Regions from separate parts of the Homo sapiens genome. Here region 1 is linked to region 2. Evidence: read pairs that join two places in POLR2A ChIA-PET (ENCODE). Cell type or tissue: B cell. All regions are shown on one strand. Links, peaks and the distances in the headings refer to the core of each region. The heading gives the core; the rest is flanking DNA.

What was found. ChIA-PET counts read pairs that join two places held together with the same protein. Peaks named below come from ENCODE experiments on the same cell type or tissue, not always from the same donor. Only the 100,000 strongest peaks of a DNase experiment are listed, where the experiment ranks them.
Region 1: POLR2A ChIA-PET joins it to region 2 with 5 read pairs; 2 of 35 experiments call an interaction of 5 or more read pairs at or near these places.

Annotation. Positions count from the first base shown.
Region 1 is chr3:16,690,623-16,695,022 of GRCh38, forward strand. It overlaps the pseudogene LOC124905414 and the pseudogene CDYLP1. Among named protein-coding and RNA genes, the nearest start is that of PLCL2UT, 31 kb to the right of the region's middle. In B cell, for the core only: no CTCF peak of the experiment used is centred there; no DNase peak of the experiment used is centred there; H3K27ac peaks cover 890 bases.
Region 2 is chr3:16,614,601-16,619,000 of GRCh38, forward strand. No RefSeq gene overlaps it. Among named protein-coding and RNA genes, the nearest start is that of DAZL, 11 kb to the left of the region's middle. In B cell, for the core only: no CTCF peak of the experiment used is centred there; a DNase peak (open chromatin) is centred at 2,761.

The sequences.
Region 1 (4,400 bases), core at 160-4,159, 76 kb after region 2:
AAATTCCAAAGAGAGGAGGGTATAACGAGGCCTGTCCAGCTTTCCCTTCCCATCACACCTGAGCTAGTTTTTCAGGTTTCTTTGGGACCACCTTGCAAGAGAGGGATCCATTTAGTCAGCTGAGGGCTTAGAATTTTAATTTTGGATTACAAGGTAAACAAAAACATTTTATTCTCTCTTAATGTTACATGAAAATCTTGTTCAAAAGAGAAAACCAAATTTACCTTTGTATTTAGTGTATTATTAAAAGCTAATTGTATGTATGTATGTATATGTATATGTGTTTGTGTGTAAGAAATGTTAGTTTGATTTAACCAGTTTTCACAGCTGAATACTTATTCTATAAAAACTTTACAGATTATGCAGTTTATATATAGTTCAAACTACTGAATGAAAAGGTAGGCCCCACAGATGCAAAACTACTGTACCCATCAATCCAAGGTAAAGGTAGATTTACACACTGTACAGCACTTTGCATGGCTGGGGTGGTGGTCAGTTCTGAGTATAAACTTCAACATTGTACAGAAATAAGGTTTTGATTTTTTTTCACTCTTCATACATTCAATATGATTGCAAACTCAGAAGCCTAACTAATAATAAGTGATATGGTTTGGCTATATACCCACCCAAATCTCACCTTGAATTGTCATAATCCCTATGTGTCAAGGGTGGGGCCGGGTGGAGATAACTGAATCTTGGGGACAGTTCTCCCCATACTGTTCTTGTGGTAGTGAATAAGTCCTATGAGATCTGATGGTTTTATAAATAGGAGTTCCTCTGCACAAGCACTCTTGCCTGCTGCCATGTAGGACATGGCTTTGCTTCTCCTTTGCCATCTGCCATGATTGTGAGGCCTCCACAGCCATGTGGAACTGTGAGTTCATTAAACTTCTTTCCTTTATAAATTACCCAGTCTCAGTTATGTCTTTATTAGCAGCGTGAGAACAGACTAATACAGTAAGCATCTGTAGTCTGGAATGAGTACTCACTCCTGGAAGGAATTCACTTGTCTACCCACACAGGGCACTCTTGGACGCCATATTGTATTAGTATATTGTATAGACATAAAAGCAGAGGCCAAGAACATTAAAAGTTGAAAATAAGGTAGTTCTTTTTTTGTTTTGAAAGGAGTTTCTGCAACTAATACTATGTTAAAAGAACTTTAACTTATTAAATAAAATATATTCTAAGTGAACCTCAAAATTGCATTTTATAAACATAAAAATACTTTATTTTGATGTAATACATTAGTCATATCTGCAAATAGAAAATGAAAACTGCATATAAGGTAATATTTCTGACCCAGTAATAAAAGGCACTTTGGAGTTATTTTTTATTTTTTATTTTTTTTTTAAGGGTCAGAAAAACTATTTAAAGCTTGGTAAGACTAACATAACTTAGATATTCAAGATTAAGCTATTTAGTGATTCACTAATATTACAAAACAAGCTTTCTTTTAGAGAGACAGTGGTTTCTTCATGCTAACTGGGAAAGAGCTGGACATATTTAAAAAAGAAGAGGAAACCAATTGGTATCTCAGCATGAATCCTAAGCATATGTTTGGTTTAGGGGTGTGCTCGCCAGTGGATTTTTAATCAGAAAGATTTATCTTACAAGCTAAGTCTCACTTTTGATTTAGAATTTCCCATCTCTGAAGTATTTGTACCTTCTTGGAGACAAAGGCAATACCTCAGACATTCTGTATCTCTGTGTTAGGGAGGCTGGCTGATACCCCTTTAGATTCTGTATTCTAGAAGAAAAAGATGAGAAAAACATTATCAAACATTACTCTAGACTTTTCTGCAATTCAAAACTAATAAAACAGAATTCCATTTTTTTATATTGTACTAGCCAAAGAAAACGAAAATTAGAGCTTCCAAGAGCAGTCTAGTGCTCACCATTATACTTTTACACTTGTGTGGACAAAGCAGCTTTGTAGTTACTTATTTTAAAGCTACAGTACTTAAAAACTTCTTGATAATAAATAACTTGGGTATTTCCAGTCCTGCTTCCAAGCATGAACTATGCGTGAGCTTATTTCAGGCTGCAAGAATGGATTAGGGAAACCAATGATGTTCTTCTGCTCAGCCCATCCCAGTGACATCAGCTGGCAGCTTAACGGTCACAACTCATCAATTTTCCTCTGCAAGCACTTTAACATGGAGTCCATCAGTTTGGCCAAGCCCCAGATTTTCTTCAGCACTTTGCACTCCCTCTCATTGGCCTGCTCCAACTCCATCTTCATGTTGCGGCACACAAGGGCTTCGGATTCCTCAAGCACAACTGGATTACATGAGGCAAACTCCGTAATTCAAATCATAACTTCCTGGGTGAAGGTCCCGGGCCAAAATACCTGGGCTACCAGACCTTTACCACAGGCTTCCTGTGTGGTCATCTTCTGCCCACTGAGCAATATCTCATTTGCAAATGCCCCTTCCATTACTTTAGGAAACAATGGTAGAACAGCCATCTGGATTCTGTCCAAAGATAGTAAAGAGCGGTGGAAACCAAGCCTTTTCATTAGTACAGACCACATTGCAAAGAGGCAATATAGATGCGCTTAGCCTAATGGCTGGGCCATTGACTACTACAATAATAGATTTCTGAAACTGTATGAAAGTATTCACAAAGTTTCTGGTAGCTTCTGCTGTTCTAGTGCTTTCTCTTTTGCTGTCATTTGTTGAATGCTATATAAAATAAATAAAGTCAAGTGCACAACAGAAGGCACTGCCAATGGCACTGAGTAGCATAAGCTTGCTGTTTTCAGCAGCGGCTGTGCTCAAAGCACTTTGGATTTCTCTTTTTTTTTTTTTTTTTTTTTTTTGAGACAGAGTCTCACTCTGTTGCCCAGGCTGGAATACTGTGGTGCCATCTCAGCTCACTGCAACCTCTGCCTCGTACCTTTCCCATTAACAACTAGGGCCCTGGTCATGGCTGTAGTCATGGGGCCAGACACCTGAGGCACTAGTGGGTGTATTCAGGGCCTGTTTCCCATCCTGACCTGCTCTATGCACAGGGGTCCAATAAAGCTCCAACTTACTATTCTCCAGCCGCTATTCTATAGCTCCAACTGGCTATTCAGTCACCACCATATTCTCCTGACCCTGCTCAACAGGGTCCAGTTTCTGGGGGCTCTTGTTCTGAAAGCCATTCTCTGTGGTCCTGCTCTTAATGGGGCTCATAAACACAAATATCTTGATACTTGACTTTGCTAGGTCAATATTCTTCCAGCTAGAGAGAGATGGAGCTGTGTTTTTCCTGAACTTCTGGGTAGCAGCAAACAACTGGCTGTTTTTAGACTCATAGTGTTTGCCAATCTCTAGTGACTTAGGAGAGGTCTTATCAAAGCTTCTGTTGGTGGATCTGGAGATTTATTTCCTAGCATTGTTTGGAGAGTGCTATTTGTTCTGGTCAGTGTGCTCTCTTTCTGCTTTTTGACGTGGTGTCTGCATTCCTCATGTTTCACGAGATGGCACTCTGGTTTCCAAGTGTGATCCTCACTGTCATAGCCCTTCCATCAAACCAAATACTCTGTCTTCCCTTCTTATTTTTCCTTTTGTCAACAATTCTTTCAGCCTGTCCTGCTCTAGTTGGTGGAGGCCAACATAATCCATTTTACTCCTTTTCCAAATCCTGTGTACCTAAACCGTCGATCACTGGAAACCAGTACTACCCAAGATAAAACTCTTCAGATCAGGAATCACAGCCATTTCCTGCCTTAGGAGAACAATGACTTAAAGCTAATTTTTCATAAAACCTTATAAATAAACAAAACCGTCCAATCTCAATCAGTTAGACCACAAGGTAAGATTTCCATAAGCCTTTAAAAAACTTTTTCAATCTTTTGTTATAGAGTGGATCGACCCTACAGAAAAGAAACAAACAAATAAAACCCTGTTAGTCTGACACAGGGGCCCAGACTCTCACATCGGTGTGCTTTTGATATTAATGCTTAACTTATAGGAAAACTAAATAATCCCTTTTACATTTTAGCCAATTTAAGCACACACAGAATTCCTTTCACAAGCTCAATTTCATAAACTTTCTATAACTTGCTTAAACCTTCAGTTTTGTCCTGTCATTGTACCTTAGGACAAAAATTTACATTCTTTTTCACCTTTCTATATTCATATAGCTTTACTTGACACTGTTTTTACTTCTTTAATTAAAAATAATAAAAATCCTCTAAACCAGGTAAAATTACTTTCCCTTTAACAAAAATCACATTTCTATGCCTTCTTATTATTTTTTTTTTATCAAAACTCATCTTACTTTCCTTATATACTTTTATAAAAAATCCAGGCTCTAAAAAAAAATGGTTACAGTAAGGCCTAAAGACAGGTGGCACTCTCCCTGGCCCAGCTATGCCTCCTGGTTCAGCTGGGAAGGGCCATGCCTTA
Region 2 (4,400 bases), core at 275-4,274:
CATTTACAGATTAGCAGGAAAGGTTCTGACAACAACTTGATTAATGCGAAACTAAACTAAATTAATCTCTGATCACCATAAAAAGGAGAAGCTGAAATGTTTGTTTTTTCCCATGAAGGATTTTTTTCCTGTGTTTTATGTGGAATTGACTAAAAAAAAGTCCACAATTTCAAAACTTTTTTGGCAAAAACTTTGTGTACCTGCAGCTAGCATTTCAGCCAGCATGAGCAAGTACGAGGAAGTGAAAGGACTAAAGAAGAGAATACAGTCAAAGGAAAATCATGGAATAAAGAAAGACCAGACACAGAGATAATATACATACTTTTTTTAAAAAAAAGGAAGGAAGTTGAGGGAAACTTTTTTTGTTATTTCCCATATCTAGTCAGTCAACAAGTTTTATTTTGTTTTGTTTTAAAGAGATGGGTCTTGTTCTGTCACCTGGGCTGGAGTACAGTGATGTTGTCATAGCTCACTATAGTCTCAAATTCCTGGGCTCAAGGGATCCTCCCACCTCAGCCTCCCAAGTAGATAGGACCTATGGGTGCATGCCACCATGTCCAGTTAATTTTGTTTTTGTATTTTTTGTAGAGATGGGGTCTAATATGGTTAGGCTTTGTGTCCTCACCCAAATCTCATCTTGAGTTGTAATCCCCATAACCCTGCATGTCAAGGGAGAGACCAGGTGGAGGTAATTGAATCACAGGGGACAGTTTCCCCCATGACATTCTCATGGTAGTGACTTCTCATAAGATCTGATGGTTTTATAAGGGATTATTCCACCTTCACTTGGCACTTTTTCCTGCTGCCTTGTGAAGAAGGTGCCTTGCCTCCCCTTCACCTGCCACCATGATTGTAAGTTTCCTGAGGCCTCTCCAGCCATGCTAAACTGTGAGTCAATTAGACCTCTTTGCTTTATAAATTACCCAGTCTTAGGCAGTTCTTTATAGTAGTATGAAAATGGACTAATACAGTAAGTTGGTACTGCAGAGGGTGGGGTTCTGCTATAAAGATACCCAAAAATGTGGAAGCAACTTTGGAACTGGGTAACAGGCAGAGGTTAGAACAGTTTGGAGGGCTCAGAGAAGACAGGGAAATGTGGGAAAGTTTGGAACTTCCTAGAGACTTGTTGAATGCCTTTGACCAAAATGCCGATAGTGATATGGACAATGAAGTCCAGGCTGAAGTGGTCTCAGATGGAGATGAGGAACTTGTTGGGAACCAGAATAAAGGTGACTATTGCTATACTTTAGCGAAGAGACTGGCAGCATTCATTTTTCCCCTGTCCTAGAGATCTGTGGAACTTTGATCTCGAAGGAGATGATATAGGGTATCTAGTGGCAGAAATTTCTCAGCAGCAATGTGTTCAAGAATTGACTTGGATGCTCCTAAAAGCATTCAGTTTTATGCATTCATAAAGAGATGGTTTGGAATTGGAACTTATGTTTAAAAGGGAAGTGGAGTGTAAAAGTTTGGAAAATGTGTAACCTCATGATGCGATAGAAAAGAAAAACCCATTTTCTGAAGAGAAATTTAAGCCAGCTGCAGAAATTTGCATAAGTAACAAGAAGCCAAATGTTAATTGCCAAGACAGTGGAGAAGATGTTTCCAGGGCATGTCAGAGAACTTCATAGCAGCACCTCCCATTACAGGCCTGGAGCCCTAGGAGGAAAAAATGTTTTTGTGGGCTGGGCCCAGGGCCTAGCTGCTTTGGGCAGTCTTGGGACTTGGTGCCCTGCGTTCCAGCCATGGCTAAAAGGGGATAACATAGAGTTCAGGCTATTGCTTCAGAGGGTGCCAGCCACAAGCAACACGTGGTATTGAGCCTGTGGGTACACAGAAGTCGAGAACTGAGGTTTGGGAACCTCTGCCTAGATTTCAGAGGATGTATGGAAATGCCTGGATGCCCAGGAGGAAGTTTGCTGCAGGGGTGGAGCTCTCGTGGAGAACCTCTGCCAGGGCAGTGCAGAAGAGAAATGTGGGGTTGAAGCCCCTACATAGTCCCCACTGGAGCACTGCCTAGTAGAGGTGTGAGAAGAGAGCCACTGTCCTCCAGACCCCAGAATGGTAGATCCACCGACAGCTTGCACTGTGTTCCTGGAAAAGACACTCAATGCCAGCCTGTGTAAGCAGCCAGGAGAGGGGTTGTACCCTGCAAAGTCATAGGGGCAGAGCTGCCCAAGGCCATGGGAACCCATCTCTTGCATCAGCATGATCTAGATATGAGACATGGAATCAAAGGAGATCACTTCAGAGCTTAAGATTTGACTGCCCTGCAGACTTCAGACTTGCATGGGGTCTGCTGCATCTTCATTTTGGCCAATTTCTCCCATTTGGAATTGATGTATTTACTCAATGCTTGTACCCCCATTGTATCTAGGAAGTAACTAACTTGCTTTTGATTTTACAGGCTCATAGGCGAGACTTGCCTTGTCTCAGATGCAACTTTGAACTTGGACTTTTGGGTTAAATGCTGGAATGAATTAAGACTTTGGGGGACTGTTGGGAAGGCATGATTAGTTTTGAAATGTGAAAAGGACATGAGATTTGGAAGGAGCCAGGGACGGAATGATATGGTTAGGCTTTGTGTCTCCATCCAAATCTCATCTTGAATTGTAATCCCCATAATCCCCATGTGTCAAGGGAGAGACCAGGTGGAGGTGATTGAAACATGGGGGGCAGTTTCCCCATGCTGTTCTCATAATAGTCAGTGGGTTCTCATGAGATCTGATGGTTTTATAAGGGACTCTTCCCCTTTCACTTGGCACTTCTCCTTTCTGCTACCTTGTGAAGAAGGTGCCTTGCTTCCCCTTTGCCTTCTGCCATAATTGTAAGTTTCCTGAGGCCTCTCCAGCCATGCTGATCCATGAGTCAATTAAACGTCTTTCCTTTATAAATTACCCAGTCTTGGCCGGTTCTTTATAGCAGTATGAAAATGGACTAATATGGGATCTTACTGTGTTGCTCAGGTTGGTCTTGAACTCCTGGTCTCAAGCAGTCCTCAACCTTTGCATCCCAAAGTGTTAGGATTACAGGCATAAGCCATCATGCCAGGCCAACAAGTTCTTTAAATGGATTCTCTAACAAATCTTCCTTTCCATTTCACCACTTTCTTTTAGACAATAACACATATCCTTGGTTAAAAGAAAACCAGGTCATGTTCTTTTTATTTTGGAATATTCCAATACCTGTATTACCGGTATTCATGCCACCTTAAAACTCTATCAAACACTACTGTCAATATATTGCTTTTCTGCTCTGCTCAGAAACCTTCCAGGGTTCCCTAGTACCAATTTTATTATATTGAATATAAGCTTTAAGTTTAAGCTGGCTCTTACAACCCTTCAATATATGACCCCATCCTATCTAGCCCTCATCAGTCTAACCAGCATTGCCTTCTCATACAGCCTTCTGTGTTCTTTCCATTTAAAATGTCCTTCCTGCTTTGCTTTTATTCTCTGAATTCTACCTCTTATTGAAAGTCCAGTCAAGTTTTCCCTTCTTTGTGAAATTTTCTGTCTTGTCCAGTTTATCTTCCCCTCTGGTAGCCATTTCAGTATCCACAGTATGTAATGTGCCATTTTGGATGGCAATACGTATGAAAGTGGGAAAAGTGTTTGGATTTGCGTTGGGTTAGCATTGTCCCTAGCACTGCACTTAATGACACTGGGCAATGTACTCACCCTCTCTGAAGCTCCATTTTCTCATCTGTAAAGTGGGGACAATATTGATTTCACCTTAGAGGTAAGGATACCTTTACTTCTTAGGTAAAAGATAGGATAGCTGGAAAGATAGGTATATGGTACTTAACATCATGCCTGCCACAGGAAGAACTACACCAGAAGTGTCAACAATTTCCTTCTTGTCTTCATATCTCCTTCTGAAAGAATCTATGCCTGCTAGAGCCCCAGAAGAGATACCTACCAGTTTAGATGCTTTTTGGATCTAAGTAACAGAATGCCTAACTAAAAGTAATCAAATAATACTGACTAAAAAAAAAACTAAATTAACATGATACTTCATGTTAATTTAGTGCTGGTGTCGAGGCTCAATGATACATGGCTCTGAATTGCCATCTCTGGGAATCAGTTAGTACCACAAAGCATGACTTACATTCATGCAGCAGAGTCAAGAGTATGGAAGGAAGGAACTCTTTTCCTACAACTTACTATTTTGGAAGAAAACCTTCCCTTGGCTTTCTTTTATGTCTCATTGGCCAGAAATATGTGATGTGTCCAAGCTTGGAGGGATTCTGAGTAAGTACATATCTGGCAGAAGGAAATTGCACTTATCATAATTGACTTGGACCAGCTATGATTCATCTCCTGGGATTGGGTACATTCCTGCCAGAAGTGGTGTTCTATTATCAAAGGAGAAGAGGGAATGGCTATAACATAGGCACC